Linked DNA regions of Homo sapiens: region 1 is linked to region 2. Evidence: chromatin loops called from intact Hi-C (ENCODE). Cell type or tissue: ascending aorta. All regions are shown on one strand. Each heading gives the region's core, and the rest is flanking DNA. Links, peaks and the distances in the headings are about the cores only.

What was found. Hi-C counts contacts between places; a loop is a spot of excess contacts. Peaks named below come from ENCODE experiments on the same cell type or tissue, not always from the same donor. Only the 100,000 strongest peaks of a DNase experiment are listed, where the experiment ranks them.
Region 1: it touches region 2 in a loop (8-fold over the local background); 4 of 110 quality-filtered maps call a loop at or near these places.

The regions. Positions count from the first base shown.
Region 1 is chr7:50,723,553-50,734,087 of GRCh38, reverse strand. GRB10 (growth factor receptor bound protein 10) reads left to right here. Exons shown (of 19, transcript NM_001350814.2): 4 at 1,720-1,816. The coding sequence starts at 1,766. Among named protein-coding and RNA genes, the nearest start is that of GRB10, 54 kb to the left of the region's middle. RefSeq lists an enhancer at 7,580-7,749. In ascending aorta, for the core only: no CTCF peak of the experiment used is centred there; no DNase peak of the experiment used is centred there; H3K27ac peaks cover 1,824 bases.
Region 2 is chr7:50,651,564-50,662,098 of GRCh38, reverse strand. All of the region lies in intron 7 of GRB10 (growth factor receptor bound protein 10), which reads left to right. Among named protein-coding and RNA genes, the nearest start is that of DDC, 91 kb to the right of the region's middle. RefSeq lists enhancers at 2,510-2,679, 8,582-9,212. In ascending aorta, for the core only: a CTCF peak has its summit at 4,370; DNase peaks (open chromatin) are centred at 4,308 and 4,668; H3K4me3 peaks cover 586 bases; H3K27ac peaks cover 2,500 bases.

The sequences.
Region 1 (10,535 bases), core at 4,146-6,645, 71 kb before region 2:
AAATAAATAAATATATGTTTAAATATATAAATATTTATATTCATATGTATTCAATATATAAAGATTTATTTTAAGGAACTTGCAAGTTTGAAATCTGCAGAGCAGGCAGGCTGGAAACTCAAGCAGGAGTTTGCTACAGTCTTAAGCTAAATTCTTGTTTCTCTAGGAAATCTCAGTGTTTGCTCTCAAGGCCTTCTGTGGATTGGGTAATGCCTCTGTTAAGGGTCATTTCCTTTAAGCCAAGTAACTGTAGACATTAACCACACCTACAGAATACCTTCATGGCAATAGCCAGACTGGTGTTTGACTAAGTGACTGGGAATTAGAGCCTGGACTGTTGACGTGTAACACCAGCTACCCCGAGGACAGGCTGACTGTGAGCCGGAGAAGGCTGAGGCCTTGGGGCTGCTGATCATGGCAGAGGTGAAGGGTGGATGCGGGCACAGTTCTCACTGAGTAGGTTGGGGACGTCTGAGCCAGGTCATGGACCTGCTCCCTTCATTGTGCCAGTACTTCCACTGCTATTGACTGCTTCCTTTCAGCCCCAGCAAAGTGTTCTGGGGCGTTCTTTGGTGATTTGAGGGATTCTAGAGAAACTCTTGCAGAAAACATGGTTGGTAGTAAATTTTACAGATCTGGGATGCTTCTGTTCCTTTTAGCTGTGATGAGAATTCCCTAGTGATTTTATATTTTGGGTCTGTGTTAGTTTAGTAAGGCTGTCATAACAAAGTGCCACAGACTGGGGAGGGGGCGAGGGGACTTAAATAGCAGAAATCCATTTCCCGCAGTCTGGATATTGGAAGTCCATGATCAAAGGTATCGGCCGATTTGGTTTCTCCTGAGGCCTCTCTCCTTGGCTTGCAGATGTTCATTTTCTCAAGGTGTCCTGACATGGTCTTCTCTCTGTACAAGTCTGTGTTCTAATATTCTCTTCTTACAAAAACACCGCTTGTATTGGATTAGGGCCCACCCTCATCATCTCATTTTAACTTAGTGACGTGTTTAAAGACCCTCCTTCCAAATACAGTCACATTCTGAGGTACTAGGAGTTAGGGCTGCAGCTTAGGAACTTTGGGAGGATACAGTTCATCCCATAACAGGGTCTTGTCTTGATTTTTGTTGTTGTTATTCTGATTGTTAGAATTAATATCCCTCATTTTATTCGGTACTAGGTGCCGTGGCCCACAGGGGAGAGTATGTAATGAGTTTGTCAGGTTGGATGTCCACTGAGAATTCCGATTTGTTCTATGGCTTGTGGAGCTAGTGTTCACTCAAATGATGTTCTGTGGTCCTGTCCCCAAACACACACACACAACCCCTTCTGGGCTTCTTTGGAATTTGTCTGAATCCCTATTTGCGAAAGCTTGATGAAGTTTGCAGGGTGTTAATAGATGGTATAGGGAAGAAGGGTGAGGCAGTGCAGGAGAGTGCTGGGAATGTGTGAGTTAAATTTAGAGGGTCTGATGTCACCCTCACCACTCTGGGCACCCTTCTACCCCACAGACTTTTGACCTCACAGATGACCTCTCAGGGCACCATAGTTGGGGACCATCTCTGCATGTCAGCAAAAAGCTGGTGCCCCGAGCAAGTGTCCTTACTGAACCTACAAGCTAAGACCAAGAGCTGCCCATTCAGACATGTCACACTTGAACCAGCCATAAGTAGTGGATTTTTTTTTTTTTTTCTGGCTTGGCTTCTCACAGTCTGTCTTTATTCCAGGTGCTGCAGCGCAGTAAATGTAATTTGAAGAAGGCAGAAGGAACCCATGGCTTTAGCCGGCTGCCCAGATTCCTTTTTGCACCATCCGTACTACCAGGTATGGGCGAGCACATATATCTGATCCTGGCCCGATGGTGCTGGTCGAGGGCCAGGGCACACATGTCGCCAGCAGCCATGGATCGTTTCTGTAGCTCTCAGGTCACTAGGACACGCTGGAGCAGGGGCTGGTGACAAGTCCCATGGTGCAGAGGCCCACTGCCCTTTCTGCCTCGGTCTTCTGTGTCTTGCTTTGCCTTGTAAGATAGCGTGGTCATATTCCCGTTTGACTGTGCGTACTTTTCTAAAAGAGTTTGGTTGTAGTACAGAGTTGCCCCCTGAGAGCCGGGCTTCCGTGTTTGGAATGAAGCAAGCACTCACTGTGTTTTTCACCTTCTGGGTCGGGCCAGACACTCCTGATGACGGGTTCTGCAGTGATGGTGGTTGTCGGGACATTCACCTGGACACATGTGCTCACGCGTGAGGGAGTGGGAAGGAGAAAGGGCTTGGTGTCTTAACAGATGTTCTAGAGGGAGTCCTCTCCACAGATTGGCTCTTTCCTTTCCTGAGAGCCCTAGGTGGAATTTTGTGGGAGAACAAGTTCATTTCTGTTCCTTCACTTTCTCTAGCTCTTCTTCATGGGCTGCTAGAACAGTTTCATCTGCAAGTTCCCTTCATCTTCTGAAACAGATTTTATTTGAACTTTCACTTGGTGTAGACAGATTCATTGTTAGGGGATGGTCTTTGGTTCTTTAGATTTGATTCGCGAATCCTGGTTCATCCTTACTCGTGATTTGTCATTGGAAGTACTTACACCATCTCTCCCAGGCCTGTGACTTTTCGGCTGGAGCAGTCCTAGGTTTGGAAGTCCTTTTATATGTTCAGGCTGTGGTCAGCTTTTTGCACTTCTTTGAACTTATTTTCTCTCTTAGTCTGTGAAGTCTCTTTTTAGCTACTGTGATGAGAAATTGCCTACAGCATTATGGCTGCAAAAAGATGCCTTTGAACATTTTTTTTTTTTTTTTGGTATCTAAGTGAAGCAAGCCTTCGAAGAAAGGCTGAAGATTAGGAATACCGTTCATTCTAATCGTCGAATGTGACACAAAGCCAAAATTGGTTACAAGCCAGAAAAGAGGATTAAAACCTTAGCGAACTGCAAAGTTTGGTGGTGACCCCTGAGTCTGTGTAGTTTGTGAGCTCTGGAACAGGCATCTGCCTCTCCCTCTGCATAATTGTCTTCTTGTTCTTAAAGAGGCTGTGGTTGCCTCCCCCCATTGATTAAAGCTCTGTGCTGCACCCACAGGTCACAAGTCCAGTTCTCGTGTGGCCAGTTAGTGTTAGCTAGTTGTCCGGGCCCGACTGCACCCTTCACCCCTGCCTGCCACTTCCTACTCAGTCCCAAGAGAGTGCAGTCAGTGAGCTCAAAGAACATCCCCAAGGGAAAGTCTCTCTTGAGGTCATTTTCGTAGTGCTGTCCTCGGCTGGGTATAGAATAGGCTTTTAGGGCCAGATAATGGCCACAGAGGTTCTGTCAGCTTCCCTTCCCTTCCTGGCATTTCCAGTTTCCTGCTGGTACCTACAGAAGTGGCAGACTTACAAGCTGTGTCAGTTCCTCCCTTGATGGCCTTGTTAGGTGTTTGTAGTCACCGATGCCCCAGGCTGCTTTCCTGGAGCCAGGAAGTCAGGAAGGAAGGGTGGGCTTTCCCTGCTATGTGCTGTCATGCTTTGAGGAAATACTCATTGCTTCTCAGGGCCATTTGAAAGCACTGTCTTACTCTTTAAAAAATTTGACAGCAAGACTTGGCGGCATATGTCCCTTGTTCCTGGAAAATAAGATGACAGTTCCAGAATTTCTCAGAATATGGGATGATTTACAATGGGTTCCAGTCTTGAGCAGTCGTAATTATATTATAATAATTAGATAAATCTCCAGAGTTTTATAGAGAAAAATTTATTCTTAAAACCTTCAACATACAAATAATTTTCTAATTCTAGCTGTTCACTTGCAGCAGTGGCTTGGATTAGATAGATGGTTCAGTCCGTGAGTCACTGATGTGATTTTTAAAATATGCACAGAAGCACCAAAATTACTGTATGCATTTAATCATCCTGCTGTTGGAGGGCAGCAGTTGGGGAGGGGTTCTGGCAAGGTTGGGGATGACCCACTTCACTTTTAAGACTTAAGTTTTTCCTTTAGAATGTGACACATCATAATTCTCTGACCTTGGAGAAATCCTGCAACTTTCCCTACCGCAGTTTCCATACCGAAGTTTTGGTAGAAAAGGGTTAGTGGTATCTGGGTTGTAGCAGGGATTAGAGGAAATATGTCTAAATTACCCGGCGCCTGGTCATCCTTTAGAAGCTGAGTCAAGGGCTGTGATCTTTAATTCTTTGATAGAGCACCAGCCAGGTACCAGGCACATGTTTTGGGCTAGGGAGCCAGCTTTGAGCTCGGCAGACAGATCTTTGGGGCTCCTGGATTCCAGTGGAGGAGACAGACATGGAACAACTGGCAAGTGAGATAGCTGTGAATAATGATACTAATTCTGAAGCAAATAAAATGGGACAACGGGGGGAGAGAGGGCCGGCTGCCTTGGTCTTCGGGGGGGGCTCCGTTAGTAGGGTCCTATAGCTCATTGTCTGCCATTTTTAAAATCAAAAGGTCTGAAGCAAGAAATTTCCTCATTTATTATGCCACGGCAGAGTCCAGAGCTTTGCCGAACACAGGGTCTGCCTGGGAAGTGGGATGGGGTTTATGGAGCTCCCTCTGGGCCCTGCACATCTGTGTTCATTGATGTGGACACTGTGTTATCATTCTCCATTCCCCAAAACTCTTAATTCTTAACCATGTCCAGCCTCCAGGCTTTTGAAGAAGGAATTATGCACCTATGACAAAATTATGGTAAATAAAAGCAACATTTATTATCTTTCAGAAAAATGCAAAATAGGAAATAAAATGTGCTTGGCTACAAACTTCCGTACACAATGTTGAACTGAGCATTAGAAATGAAACAACTTGCATGTGAATTTTATGTAGGTGATTAAATTTACTGTTGAATTTCCAAAAGCAATGTTTTTATTTTCATAGTTTTCTGATTTCTGAATTAAAAACAATCATGCTTAGAAATGAGCCATCTTAGAAACTCTCCTTGCCATCCTGCCCTGCAGAGCCTCAGCTTTTGGTGGAGATAATGGCAACAGCATTAGTGCACATACACGCTGTCCAGCCCCAGGACACCACAAGATGTGTGTTGTGGTTCCATTTCAGTGCTGTGTCCCTGAAGCTTCAGGCGGGGAACCTACTCTTCTAGTGCAGGGCTTGACGAACTGCAATCTGCTTTTGCAGATAAAGTTTTATTGGAGGCTGGTCTTGGTGGCTCACGCCTGTAATCCCAGCACTTTGGGAGGCAGAGGCGGGTGGACCACTTGAGGCCAGGAGTTCGAGACCAGCTTGGCCAACATGGGGATACCCTGTCTCTATTGAAAATACAAAAATTAGTCAGGCGTGGTGGCGCACACCTGTTATCCCAGCTACTCAGGAAGCTGAGGCAGGAGAATTGCTTGAACCCAGGAGGTGGAGGTTGCAGTGAGCCAAGATCGTGCCACTGCATTCCAGCCTGGGCGACAGAGCAAGACCCGGTCTCAAAAAATAAAATTAAAGTTTTATTGGAACTTGGCCATTGGGTTTTGTATTGTCTGTGGCTGCTTCCAAGCCCCATCAGCAGAGTTGGGTAGTGTTTGACCCTTTACAGAAGAAAGTTTTTTCTGGGACACTGACTGCTAGAATGAACCTTTTTGGATGGACAGAGGCTCAAGGGGGCCTCCTTGTATCAGCTCATCTCCTCCCCATTTTCTGGGTTAGAAACAGTCCTCAGATGAGACTTCATCTGCTGATCACATACAGCTTTGGATTTTCTGTTGGGTGCCCTAGATTCCTTAATCTTTTGGCAGTGCGTGGAGGAGCTGAAAGATGACATCATCTCCGAGAGTTGATTTGGGCTCAGTTCCTGGAAATGAATTCCATTCCCAAAGTCTGTCACTGTTGTTATTATTATTATTATTTTTAGTGAAAGAGTGATTCTGTAGTTTTTCATTTTTAAGTACTACACCCCCCCCCCATACTTTGGCTAAAGAACATTTTATTAGACTACATTTTCTTTAAGAAATTTGTTGATAGTACCTGCCACTCTTAACCCTTGAGGTGGGAAGTTACGAAGATCATTTGAAATGTCTCTCTTTAAATTTTATTTGACTGTTCCAGCTGATAGGACATTTACCTAAAATGGTTTTCCAAGTCATTTAAGGTTATGATTCTGAACTTAGGAACAGCAGCTATGTTATGGAGATATTTTGTGAGGTAAAACAGGCAGTGTGTTGACTACTATTCACCTGCATGGCTTTAGGCATGGTGTTTAAATTCTCCACATTTCTTCTGTTTTCAGCGTCATTGTGAAAATTGGAAGACACTTATATAAACTTTGGCATTGTGTTTAGCACACAAAAGACCCTGTTAAATGTGAGCCACTGTTTGGATGAGCTGGTATGTGATTTTTTTGTTTTAGAGTGTAGAATTATTTTTAAGAATGTAAGTTTTTTTTTTTTAAGTGATTTGTGCGATACTTATGTAAATTTGAGATTATAATCTTTTTAAGTCTTTAAAATCATGTGAATATTCACTTAAAACAAATAGATGGCATTTGGTTTGGGAAAATACTTTTCATTGATCTGGCAAATTGCTGTTAACTGGCTTTATTTATTTAAATCCTAGGTAGTTAATTACATATTAGTAAATAGTTTACACTTTCTGTAACTAACAGAATCAGTTGAAAACTCTATTCTTTAAATGTTCTAAGTAACTTTGACTAATTTGTTTGTTCGCTTACCATTTTATGAACAGTTGATTGGCAGACCATGGCTGGGTATTAGGGTACCAGGTGAACAAGATGTCAACCCTGCCTGCAGGGAGCTCCCAGCCCTGGAGGGAGACAGACAGGTACAACAACCAACCATGGGCCACCATGACCTGGGATGCTGTCAGTGGTGTGCTTTGTGCAGACAAGTAGAGGGGAGGGTGATTAATCCCCCATCCCATGTCATTTCCTGCTAGAACTGTAAAACTAACATATTCGACAGCCTGCAAGCTGACCACTCAGAGGCTGGCAGTGGGGAAAAGATTAAGCTCTTCCTGTTTACTTCCCTTGTCTTCAGCCTTCCACCGACTCTGTGAATTGGGTACCTTCATGATACCCATTTTATAAATGAGAAAACTGAGGTTTTTACTATATGCTGGTCATCATGCTGAGGACTTTACTTGGATTTTCTCTCCTGCCAATGCTACGCGGTGGGGACCTTCATGTTCTCCCCTTTGCAGATGAGATTATCAAAGCAGAAAAAGACCATCTCTCCTACTGAGTAACAGAGGTACATTCGTCTCTGTGAAGTGTGTTTATGTTTAATGTTGGTGAGACTGAGGAGAACAAGTTTTTGTCCAAATGCCAAAATCTCCTCCTCAGAATTATTATAATAAAACATAGAATTTGTATCCTGCAATTTTGGACTTATTGAATTTCTTTGATCATGAAATGCCATAAGTCAGTTTTAACAACAGCTTTTCAGTTGAAATAAAGATTATTATGTATTGTCCCTAAATGTGTCATGTGTGCTGATCGTAAGGTGTTTGCATTTTTAAAATGTTAAAATGGGGAGTGGGGCATGTCTTAAAATCAATGAAATATGACAGATAAGTAAATAAATGGAAATAAAAATACATAAATATGTATATATTTATTCTCAGTGCTTTTCTTTTTAATGCCTAAATCTTCTCAAACATCATCATCCTCAAGTATGGGCTTAAAGTCTGATTTTTTTTGAATAATATAAACAACTATATTTATCACATATTTTCTATGTATTATTTTTGTTTTTTGTTTTTTTTGAGACAGAGTCTCACTCTGTCACCTAGGCTGGAATGCAGTGGCCCAATCTCAGCTCACTGCAACCCCCACCTCCCGGGTTCAAGCGATTGTCCTGCCTCAGCCTCCCGAGTACCTGGAATTATAGGCATGCACCATCACACCTGGCTAATTTTTGTATTTTTAGCAGAGATGGGGTTTCGCCATGTTGGCCAGGCTGGTCTTGAACTTCTGGTCTCAAGTAGTCTGCCCATCTCTGCCTCCCAAAGGTCTGGGATTATAGATAGGGGTGAGCCACTGCACCCAGCCTGTGTTATTTTTATCCTCTCTCTGGTACTGTGGCAAATATTCTGGATGTGTTATTTTTTCTATTTCTTTTTTCCAGGAAACCAGGGCTTGCAGATATTGGTAAGTTGCCCAAGGTCACACAGCTTGTAATGGGATAGATCAGGGATCAGGCGTACGGGGTCAAGCCTGAAGCCTATGTCCTTAACCATTCCACTGTCTGGTTTTTCCTTGGCACCGTGTGCTTGGCTGTGCAGATATCTATTTGATTGGGGGTGCTAGAGTTGATTATCTTTTTCATAAGATTTCATAAGCAGTGGAGGAGCAGAACACAATATTGGTCTATGACTTTGCACTGCCTTTTAGAAGGACATATCTAATCAGGGATACCTATATCCCACTTCTGTTTTCCTCCTACTTATCATGGGGGTTAAATCCCCACAGAAATATTTGTGTTCTTTTAATTTTCCATCCCATGAAAGTTCAATGTTAGTAATCAACTTTCCCTTTGCCATCTATCTGCCCAGAAGCTACTGTGAAATCACTTATCAAAGTCTTTGTTTTTGTTTTACTTATGAGACCAGATGGTTGCCTTTTCTGTTGTAAAGTGTCAAAGTTTCTACTAGACCTACAAAAACCAAAACTTACCTGCTGTGTGTGTGTCACTGTATTCGTCCACACTCACACCGCTTATAAAGAACTGCCTGGGACTGGGTAATTTATAAAGAAATGAGGTTTAATTGACTCATAGTTCCGCAGCCTGTACAGGAAGCATGGCTGGAAGGCCTCAGGAAACTTAAAATCATGGCAGAAGCAAAGGGGAAGCTGGCAAGTCTTACGTGGCTGGAGCAGGAGGAAAAGAGCACAAAAGGGGAGGTGCTACACACTTTCCAACAACCAGGTCTCGTGGCAACTTACTGTCATGAGAATAGCAAGGGGGACATCTGCCCCTGTGATCCCGTCACCTACCACCAGGCTCCTCCTCCAACCTTGGGGATGGACATGAGATTTTGGGCGGGGATACAAATGCAAACCATATCAGTCGCCATTACAGCAGGTAGGGCAGGCAGCAGGCAGGTAACCAGCAGAGCAGGCAGCAGGCACAGCTACCTTGCCGGGAGTGTTTTTCCAGGAGAGATGGCAGTATCAAGCGCACGCAGACTTGGAAAGGCATCATGGCGTACCTGGTTGGAGCATGAATCCTTGATTCAACTGTTTTCTTTGCACAGAGTCATATTACTTGATTACCAAAGGGAAGGGAACTCATGACCCTCAGGGACAGGCTGTTTATCTGTGGTCAGAAGATGGGCCTCCTGTAACATTGACTGTGCTCCCTTCTGGCCTTGTCAGTAACGCAGAGCAAATCACTTCCGTCTCTCTGCGTTTGAAGTTATGTGTCATTACCCAGCCAGCCCCCAGCTCCTTCAGGCATCCTTCCTTTGTCGGGGTTTGTGGCACTTTTTCCTGTTTCCTTTCTCCTGTCTTGCCTAGCCCTCTTCAAGGGGAAGGACCAGAACTAATCAACACTTCAGATGAGACTGACCAGCTCAGAGCTGGGCGGCTCACGCTCTCCCTTCAGGACCCATCCTCCCATCCCTCATTGTAGCACAATGTTGACTTTTTTGAAGGAAGGTCTCTTCATGCACCCACTGCTGTGTCCCAGGTCGTGTTTATTTCCAGTTCATGATAAGTAGAGACATTGAGAAAATGTGTTTAGAGATTTTATAGCAATTTGAATGTTGAACTTAAGAATAAAAATGTGGGTGTGTATCGTATTTTTGTTTTATTTTACTTTCTGGCAATTCATTGCTATGTGAGTTGTGAAGTATCCGTGCTTGACAGGTTGACAGGGACAGCAAAAACTGCTTCTTCCCCGCAGGTGGCTCCTGAAGCACTAGTCTTGGCTATCTCAGGATATCACAGTCATGCCTGTGGTTTTTCTGTCCTTGGCAGCTCCAGTTTGCAAAGTTGAAGCTTTGCGTTTATGACCCATTGTGGCCTTGGTGTGTCATTTGTGCATGGTGAGATTTCCTCAGGCGCTGCTGGAACGTGCGAGTCCACTGCCTCCAGCCAGTGGCGGATCATGGGGGACAGCATCTGTGCCCTCCCACTGTGTTGTCCACTCTTCCCTATAGGCCTGATGTGACTCCGCTGTGCTTTTGCTAACCGTCCTTAACCAGCTCCTTGCCACTGCACTAGGGCGTGAAGGTTGGAGGGTGCCTGTGGGTCCCTCTGTAGCTCTCAGTGTGACCTACCTCCCACCTTCCTATGTCTGTTTGCCTTGAGCAGCTGTTCTAGTCTTTTCTCCATCAAGAGTCTACACCGTTTTGGAGGGTCATGTGGCCAGCGGGAGGTGAGCCAGCCCAGGAGGCATGCAGGCCCCAGGTTTGAATCCCAGTACCGCTTCAGGCGTGTGAGGCTGACAGTTATACCTGCACTGTTATGAAATGAGAGCCTCCAGGGACCACCCAACTAGTGGGGCCTTAGGAAATCCCAGTTGACCAGGGGCACTTCGCTGGAACCCTGAACAGGGCCTTTGCTCCTGGGATCCAAGGGGCTGGATCGCTAAAAACCCTTCATCGT
Region 2 (10,535 bases), core at 3,419-5,918:
GACAGTAGTAACACCAGCTGCTGAGATGTGGGGAGTCCTTCTCCTGGCAAGCGTGGGACACTGTGCTTCACCTGCTTTCAGGATGCCTTTGGCTGCAAGAAATAAAACCAAATCTGTCTGGTCTCTATTGTAAGGAGAGTTGCTTTTGCAGAACAGGAAGTCTAGGGCCGGAGACAGCAGCCACCACAGCCTCGTCCTGTGTCACGGCACTTGTCCTCTCTCCACAACGGCAGCTGGTGAGACCAGAGTTGGGCTTGTCACCCAGAAGCAGCTGTTCCATATACGGGTGGGTAAGCCAGGTATGCAGAAATGTGAAGTGGTGGCAAGGGCAACTGAGGCAACATGTGGGGCGCACTGACCCCACAGGCCCCAGTGAGTTGGTTGTGGTGTGTGATGCCAAGAACAGATTCACATGTTGAAGAAGCAGAAACCAAGAGCAGGCAGAGAACTGACTCCTACAGTAAATGTGCAGAGGTGCTGAGACAAGAGGGCGGGGTGTCCCCAGGGGCACCCTAGAGAAGAGTGCCGGTGAAGAAAAAGTATAGTAATGCTATTAGGAACTTGTTTATTTATGAACTTAAGACAAGCTCAGTGGGCACTTTGACAGGCCACACTTTCCTTCAGCCAATAAAGATTCTCGTGCAGCTACATAATGAGTTTTTAGAGCACATTTTTCCATTTGTTATTCAAACACAATTAGTCACATAGTTTAACCCTGTTAGTAATAGGACATAAATCTTGTCTTAGCTCCAATCAGCTCTTCTCCCTCTGCTTAATTTTAAAAATTAATTTTCTGGAACCACAGTAATCACTTTGGATAAGGGTTTGTGCATACAATTATTTACTAATGATCAAAATTAGGTCTCCTGAGGCTTTAACTGCATGCAATATGTTAGACCATCTTTGCTGAGAAAAACTAGTCCTGGCCTCCCAGTGCAGGTTGTTTCACAGAATGTATTGCACGGAGAGAATGCTCTCTCCTGCAAATGTGTGTCTGCAACTGGGCCTGTCCCGAGCAGTTTGCTGGTGGGCCTTGCTGAGGATGGACTTCCTCCATCCTTTAGCCCCTTCCACCCGCTGGCAAGCCCTGTTACTCTTAGCACCTCCACAGTCTGCCCGTGTCACCTTTTCTGGTGCCTTTGGAGATCAGAAGACATTGGGGCCTGAGCCTAACTGCAGTTTACCCTGAGTGCTGGGGACCCTGAGGGGTGCTGGCTGCAGTGGGTTGGGTCTGCAGCCCCCAGGGCCTTGGCCCTGGCGGGATGGATAAGATGCTGCGCCATCACAGGATGGTCCCTTGTGGCTTCACGCACGCAAGAGTCAGCATGAGGTGCACTTCAACTCATCCCGCCATTTTCAAGTTAAAATCCTCTGTCCTCGGCCCCCCTCACACCTGCATCTCTAACTCCTTTCCTTCTGCTACTGCGTGGCTCCTGTCTCCCAACGGAAGCCACCTGCCTGTAACCATTTCCCGTCTGCACCGAGAGGCCACGGTGTGGAGGGGGAGCTCCTGCCCACGGCACTTGGAAGGTGCTGGGGCAGAACCCAGCTCCAGCGCTGATGTGTGGCAGCATCTCTGGAAACTTCCATTTCCTGCTCTGTCTGAGGAGGCGGGGCCCTGCTGATGTCTCTGTGTCTTGGAGCTCAGGACAGTCAAATCTGCACCACGGCTGCCTCCCCTCTTGCCGTGTGAACGTGGCAGGACGTCCACTCCACCCCACTTCCTGCATGGACATGGCTCCATGGCTGTGCCCTACCTCCCTTCCTGCATGAATGCAGCACCACGGCTGCACCCCCCACTTCTGTGGTTGTGGCATGATGGCTGCACCCCCACTTCCCATTTGAATGCGGCACCGCAGTTGCGCCTCCCTGCCACTTCCCCTGTGGACGCGGCATGATGGCTGCACCCCCTACTTCCCACGTGAACACGGCACCGCAGCTGTGCCCCCATGCCCCTTTACTGCATGAACGCGGCACCACTACTGTGCCCCACCCCTTTGCCACGTGATCACTGCCTTCATCAGGAGTGACCACGAGACATGTGCTCTTAAGGAACCTGAGGCCCAGGGAGGATAAAGTCATCTTCCAAGGTCATTGACAAATACATCACAAAAAGTGGGTTTAGACTCAGGACCCGAGCTTCTAGCTGTCTTCTCAGTGTGCCACAGCAGTGCCCCAGACGACAGAAATGCATTTCAGTACGCCTAAGTGAACTCTCAACTTGTCATTCAATTACTTATGAGGGGACGCGTGAATCCCTGAAACCGTGCAAGCAAAACCCACACATGTAGCAGATCCCATTGCATTGCTCACCATCATTTATGCCCTCCGGCGTGGCCACCACTGAAGGATGGATGTTCTAACCTTATGGTCCTGTAATATGCTCCTCTAGGTGAGGGGCTGTCCTGGACAGGCTCTAGACAGAGATGAGTTTGCTCTACTGTCTGCCTTCCAAGACTTGGGCTACCCGGAGAAGAGACGTGGGCACACACACTATTGCACAGCTGCTTAGCTCAGCATGGGAGATAGGTGCAGGACCCAGAGCGACCTGGGAGCAGCCCTGCGTCCAGCCTTGAGCGTTGGCAGGTTCGGGTGTCCTCGGTGACTGTGAGCATTGCATTTGAGCCAAGGCTTTAACAGCAGGGTGGCCAGGACATGTTTTTTTCAAAGGGGGGCTTGGCTAGGCTCCCTCAGCTCTCCGTGGTTTGAGTAGGGTCTAGCTTTCTGGGTTTCAGTCTTCCTCTGGCGTTGCTGAGGTGACTGAGATCTCTTCACGTTTTTTACCTCTCATTTTCTAGAATGCCAGTTACCTGAGTTGTCCTGAGGGGGAAAAAGCCATGCAGGTTCAGTAAGTTTGGGAAATTTGGCATCGTCTATCGTTTTCTTGGCAATTCTACATTTCCCGTTTGATTTTAGAGGATCTGAAAAATCTTACAGAAAAAGAAAACCTACCTATTCACTCAAGCTAAGCTAGAGCATCTGAAACATTTGTGATCACAGAAGTGCTTTAGAGACAGCACCTGTAAACTTTACACAGAACGCACTTTGGGAAAGGGTGCTAAATTGCCCATGATTATTTTTAAAATGGTGAATGTCATCCTCACTTTTTTAGACTTTTCTGGCAGCTTTGCTAAAGCGGAGGTCTCTCACAGCTCTCTAGGGACCGCAGCCCCTGCAGTCTGAGAATAATCCCGAAGGCCCGACGTGACGGCACCTGCATGTTCCCGTGTTTGCATCAGAGCAAGTGATGCAATTGCAGCGAGGCAGTCGTGACCTGGAGCAGACCACTTGTTTGGCTAAATATGACACAGGAAATCAGTGCAGGAATCTTATGTGAAATCCCAACTACTAGTGTTTCTCCGGAGTACAAATATCTTTTAAAATATAAACCTCTGAATTTGAGGGGCCTAAAACAGATATTTTACTGTAGCATTGAATACCTCTTGATATCTATAGCTGTCAAGAGCATTGGAAATGTGAGCACTTAAATTATATACGTCTTTCACAGGAAGAATCACCATAGTTTTGCCAAAAATCTAAGTCTGTGCCTTGCCCACCTGTGGCCATCTACGTGAGGCTCCTGTGGACTCAAAGGCAAGGGCAGTGTGCAGTCATTGGTTATCGGTGGCCATCAGTGCTTTCACAGAGACCGCCTATTTTGCTAGCAACAGGAAGTAATTTTCCTTGGCAAACTGATTTGCTAATTCTTGCTGCTGCTTTGACTCGAAATTTCATCAGGTAAGGGGGAACCACTAGACAATGCACTTTCCCCAATTTACCTACCTGACAGCTTCTGCCATAAATGACTGCGAGCAAACAGCCTGCTGGTTTGTGTTTGGTTTTGAGTAGGAATCCACAGTTCACCCACTGGAGAAGCCTGTTACACTCACTGAACGTGGACATTGGCGCTTTATTTATACCTGTGAGCAGCCACGGAGGGACTTTTCTTTTCTCCTGCAATAGGCGCATGTGGCAGGTCCACCCAGTTTAGGATAAAGTGTTCTAGAGTTTACAGTCGAGAAGTGTTAGGCCTCTGGGTCTTGGTTGAGACCCAAGATGAGATGGGCCATCTAGGCCACTGCCTGGACAATGGCCATCTCTTTTCCTCCATGTCTTTTCTGTTTTTCTTTCCTTAGGCTCTCGCCTCAGTCTCTTAACTGGCTGAAGGACAAGTAGTTTGAGTAATAAAAATGTAAAAAAGAAAAAAAAAAGAATTAGTGGAGGAAACCAAGTGAAAGTGTTTTGAAAATCCAAAAAATTCACAAGAGAATTTGGTAAACATCCTCCCTCTGCTGTTGGTGCCAAGTCTGGACATTTCTAGGAAAGAGAGCACAGACATAGTCCCTGTGTGGGAAGGTTTACAAGTACATACCCTCTGCTGGTGATTTTTATTTTTTGGTCCCTGAGAGAACCAAATGCTAATGACTAACATGGTTTATCTTTTACTTTGCCCTAAAATAGCATCTTCGCTGTCATCTTACAACAGAGATTCTCTAGAATCAGGGCAGTAGTTTCTAGCCCTATTTATAGAACCCTGGCATCTTCAGATTTATTTATATGAGGAAATCCCCGAAAAGATTTAAATGGGAACACCATGTACCGGCGCACATTCCTCTCTTTTTGTTCACGGGTAGTGTTTCCGCTCACACAGTCCCTGGTCTCTCTGCAGAATCCTGGAAGGGAATGAGAAGCAGTGTTGCCATGCCAGGAGCCGCGGGAACATCACAGACACTCGAGGAAGTGGGAAGCAACATTGCTTTCTTCTTCATTTAACCTTGGAGCCTAAGTGTGACTGCCCTTTTGACTCTGACCATTGAACTGGCACAAAAACAGTATTGTAACAGTATTAAAAACAAAGTCAGCTCTTTCCATCTGCCCAGAGTTTGGTCGAGTTCCTGGCCCCTCGGCATTTTATCAGGTTTTAGTAAAGGTGGATATAATTTTAGATATGTTTTCAGTTATTTAACATCTCATAAGTATTTTCTGTGTTTCTTAGTGTGGTCTTCCTAAAAAACACTCATGATAGCTGATACCTACATTGATGAGTACCGATTTGTGCCATATTTACCTACTTCACAGTGACCAGATAATTTGCATTGTCGTCCAGTGTCTGTGCTATAAATGATGCTTCACTGGGTGCCTGGAGTGCAGCTGTTGCCACATTTTGAATCCTTTCCCCAGGGTAGACCCTAGAAGTCAGATTCCTACTAAAAGGTTGAGGATGTTTTATAGCTCAGGATGTGTGTTGCTATATCTGTCTGCAAAGACCTGCTTATGTTGATTACCACATCCGGGATAGAGTGAGTTTCGGGACTTCCGAGCCCTGACCCCATTCCTGGAGCCTTTCTCCACCTCTGCATTCTCCCTAATGAGAGAGTGGCTCAGAGGCACCGCATGGTAGCACACGGTGGCTTTGGAAGCCTGCCTTCCCCAGCAGGGGTGGAACTCTGTGTCCCAGGTGGTCAGCAGCTGTTTGCAGGGACTCCAGGATTTGTGTCTTCAGAATACCGCAGACACCTTAGCAAGCCCTCTGGCTTTTCCGTGGCTATTTCTGGGTGTATAGTAATTTTATGACAAGTCAGGCCTGTGTGGCCCTGCAGTGACAGGGATGAAGGAAGAAGAGAGTCTAGTGGCGTTTGCATAGGCTACTGCATAGTCACCACATCGGGTCTCTGACCTTATGAGCTTAGAGATCTCCAGCATGTATTGTTCCAGTAGTTACACATCCTGTCTTTTTCAGCTGTGCAGCACAGCTCACTGCCGCTGCCTCCCTGACATGGTCTCAAGTCCACAGGATCGCCCTGGGACGGAGGATCAGAGTGACCGATAGCAAGCAAGGACCTTGGGTCTGCTTGTCTAAACCCCTCACATGTGTGCACATCTCACACTCTGCGCTCAGCCCGCGCCTGTCTCCTCAGGGTTCCAACTTCCCCTACCAGGACACAGTCAGGAAATAACGCCCTTACTGTCCTCTGTTCCTCTCTTGTGCCCATTCACTGATAGATTTTAGGTGGTTTCTACATGCAGGTACTGCCTGGGTGCTGGGGTCTGAGGCTGGCAGGGCAGACACAGCCTTGCCCTCTGGGAGCCCATAACCCAGTGAGAGAAACCAATGCTAATCACCTTATAGAGGCACATTATCACAGACAGTTTCCAACATGCTGCCAGGACATTCCATCATGTGGGGAGAGCTATCAGTGGGGCCGAAGATGAGGAATCCTTAAGTGCCTTGGAAGGCATACAGTGTTCCAGAAAGAGGGAATGAGGACAGTTGAGGAAGGCACAGGCACCCTGGATGGTGGCTGAGATAGTATAGAGGAGGCAGCGCCTAGGAAGCCAGGGCCTTAGGTGTCCCAGGAAGAGATTGGTCTCCAGGGCAAAGGAGGTCTCTGGCAGAGAGGGGAAAGCAGCTTTGTACTTTGCTTTGCCTGCTGCAGTGTGAAGGATGGACTGGGCTGGAGGAGGTGTGGGATAGCCGGTTGGGATGCAGGTGCAGGAGATGCTGACGTGTTATCTGGACTAGGGCAGTGGAGTGAAGTTGGACAGCTGAGTGCATCTAAGTAAAATTGGTAAGATGTGATTTATTGATTTCTCATAGTTTTCATGGTCTGTAAGACAACTTGCAGTTCTGTGTTTCCTCTGTCTTTAAATATACGTTCAACCTAACGCTCAGGTCATTTCTAGATACCATTCTCCAATAAAAGGAGCCAGGGCTGCCTGGGAGATGCTTAAAGAATGAAGGGGACATGGCATAAAGACACAGGAGCCAGCATGAAGGGCCAGGGGAAAATAATAACTTACGTGTGTGGAAACACCTGGCAGACACTCTTCCCAGGTGAGCCACACTGATGTCACCAAAAAAGGGTCAGGGCAGCATTGTGTGGCTCCTGAGCTGTGGCACCCAGGGGGACACAGCATCTCTACAGCTAATCTCAAAGGGACGTCAGCTGAACCAGAACCAAGAGACATTCTAGAGAATGACCTCGGGTTTTGAGGTCATAGAAGACCCCCACAGAAACAAAAGCCAAAAACAAAACCCAAATCTGAGGAACTAAAGAGCCAAGGCAGTCAAACGCAGCTTGGGTCCTGGACTGAATCATGAACCAAGAACAACATTGTTTTTGTTTTTTTTCCCTTTTCTAAAAGGACAGGAGTCAGACACTTGGCTAAATTTGGATGAGGTCTGTAAATTAGCTAATGGTAGTATATCAGTGTTAATTTCCTGATTTTGATCATTGTACTGTAGTTATGCGAGTGTTCTTGTTTGTAGGAAATATACACAAAGCCATCTAGCAGGAAAGGGGCGAGATGTCTGCAACCCACTCTCCTAGGTAGGTAGGGAAAGAGAATGGGAATTTGATAAAGCGAATGGGGTGAAATGTTAATATTTGGAGTACTAAGGTGAAGAATATATACAGAGAGTTTTTGTATTGCTTTTTGCACATTTTTTGTAAAAATGCTAAACAAATTATTTCAAAATAAAATTATTTCAAAATAAAATGCTAAACAAAGAAAAACCCCTGCTTAGAATCAAAAATGTGCCTCTTAACATGCACTGATGCTGCAGTGAGCTCTTTCTAGAGGAGAAACCTCACAGAAAACAGAACTGACCAGGTCATCCCACAGTAATTCTCCCTGTTGACCAGAACCTCGTCTGTTAAGGCCAGACCAGGGCAAGCTCTGCAGAGGTGCCCTTGCCTGGGACTCTGTGAGGCTTGGCAGCGGCCACCTGAAGGCAGGAGAATATTTATTGCCATCAACTGATCTGTCTCTGGTTTTTCACAACTCGGGATCAAGGCACGCTCTGAGCTGGTGCTGTTGGCCATGGGAAACACTCGCAGAGCCACCTCCCTGGGACCCCGTGGTGCCCTAGGCATCCCCAGGCATTCCCCACACTTCAGGAGAAGCTGGGGACATGCTGCTGCTTCCTTCCTTCTTTCCAAAAGCCATGGAATACTCATAATTCTGTTGGCAGAACACACTGTGCAAAGGGGGTTGTCTCTTCCATGCTCAGCTTCCTTGTGTATAAACGTCATCCGAGGGCGGGGGATTCCTGAGCCTTCAGCCCTTGAGCCTCAGCATACTGTGAAAGGTTCCCGAGAAGACGGAACACAAGGGAATAAAGACCTCATGGTCTCAAGCACAGTGACAGCCGCATGGTTACACTTCTAGCTGGATTTATATTAGTGTCTGTAATCACTTACAGTTCAAGAGGAAGATCTTGTTATCATTGTGAGCCCCTTCCAGCCTGTACTTCAGAGGTCCCTTTTTGATCTACCAACTTTACTTGGGTAGCTTCTTCATGTAGCCACCTGGGGGATGGCAGGGGTGGCTAGTCATGGACCCTGTGAACAGTGGTGAAGCGTGTGGAAGGAAAACTTAAGTCTCTTCCCGATGCATCGTTTCACCAGCCCGGGGAGGCCAGCGGCTGAAGTGGTCTCTGGCAATTTCCAAGGGGAGGAGTGTGGGAGAACTCAGAGGGCTGGGAGGGCTCTTCCTGCCTGGGGAGGGTTGTGGCTTGGAACACATGCAGGGCAGTTGTGCAGAGCCTAAGCTGCACGTGTGTACACACACCTGCACTTGTTGTGTGCTGTTTCCTATGAGATGAAAATGTCAGACCTGAAATCTCTTCCTGAGTCCCCCACTCTCTTGGCTGTCCCAGTTGCAGCGGGTGGGGCTGGCCGAGACAAACAGCTTTTAGTGCAATAGCGTCTGGAGGCTGTGGGAGATTAGTTGTACTCCTCTTGTGCAAGCCCTTATGTATGCTGTGGCTGTTCCCGGCTTCATGGGCGGTGCTGCAGCACAGCACAGACTCTTCCTGCTGTGGCTACCTCCTGCTGCCCCACCACACAGTCCTCCCTCGGAGCATGCACTGGGGCCCACGGCCTAGGGCTGACAGTGCCTAGGAAGACGGTGCCTGCCTGCTGCCCGTGCCCAGGAAGATGCCTTGCTCCTCATCGTACTGGGGCCAGCTGAAGAAGGGCACAGAGGCCAGCAGGGGGGAGTGTGAAGTGGGCCCTGGTATATTGCACTCAGCAGTTGCTCACCTCCTTTGTAACCAGTTACATGAGAGGGGACAAAAATTCTTCATTGTATTCCAGTAAGATTCTAGTAGGTACCAAGAGCATAACTAGGAACAGCTTTGGGAATGTGAATTCTGACCACAGTGAATTGTGTTGTTGAGGGCAGGAATCCAAAGAAGACTGGGCCATTGGAGGATCAAGAGTGAATTATCTCCATGCTGATAATTCTGAGTCAAACTAAACCTGGTGTGCAATAAGCCAAAGGATGAGGCAAAGAAAACGAAGGGGATGGGTAAAAAGAAACATTTTGATAGAAAAATCTGCCGTCTCAGCGAAGTCTGCGTGGTGTCTGCTTTGACCAATCTCATGCTATTAAGATTTTCAGGTATTTGATCGGAGGGCTTGGTTGTTAGCAAGCAGCGGAAGTCTCAGAATCCTTCTCCTCCCACTCTGGAATGACCTGGTCTCTGGACACATACCTGGTGCATGTGGCTTGTCTCTTTCTCTGGTGACGCTGTATGGCCATCTCCCTCAAAGGCATTGTTTGTTCTTTTATTAGCAGTCAGTTCAGTGGCCCAAGTCCCTGGAAGGCGTTCTTCTCTTATTCTGTGTCCACCCTCTTTGGTGTAATTTGGAGTTCCCCTAATAAAGGACAGGTTGCTTCTATAGAAACCGAAGTTGTTCTGTAGGTGAACAACTTTTATGCCATAGAGACTAAAGAGAACCAGATTTGCCCCTGCCATAACCGTGGCCCTGATGGGAACCTAGAAGCTTGCTGCCCAGCCCACCAGGTCTCAGGTACTTAACGGGTGTCTGCAATACTAGCAGTGTGTGCTCTCATATTCTTTTATTATAGATGGTATTCCACTTACTTTTATAGATGGAGTTCTTGTTTTAATTTAGTTTTATATTGTCTCAGCCACTGAATCAGTCAGAACCCTGATTTGGAACTAGAAATACACATTATTTACATCTAGGTTTTTGAAAATTTGAAATCCAAAATTCTACCTACAATTTCCAGAATAGATCAGGGCCCTTCCAAGTGGGGACAGTACATGGAAGCCTGAGATGAAGAGGTTAGAACAGACTGAGTGGGACCTGTGTGGCTGGGCGTCCAGTGAGGGTCGTCAGCAGGGTCCAGCCCTGCCAAGAGGTTGGGTTGGATGGAAACACAGAAGAGACCATTTGGATTTGGTCTTTCAATGCTGACAGATTACCTTCTTCAAAAGAGTGGCTTTGATGTTATAAAGCTACTGTCATGAAAACCACATGGTTTGAGTTGAAGAATGGAGAGTGAAAGTTCTGTGCACTGAAGCATGTACTCAAGAGAGTCAAATACATACAAGGTTAGAATCTTGTAAAAGTGGCATCATTGTTTAATTTAATGTGCTCCGACAACTATAAACTATTTGGATGAGCAGCTGAATTAGGGCCTTATTGCACACTGTTATGGATTGAATTATGTCCCCCTCAGAATACATAAGTTGAAGTCCTAGCCCCAGTTCCTCAGAA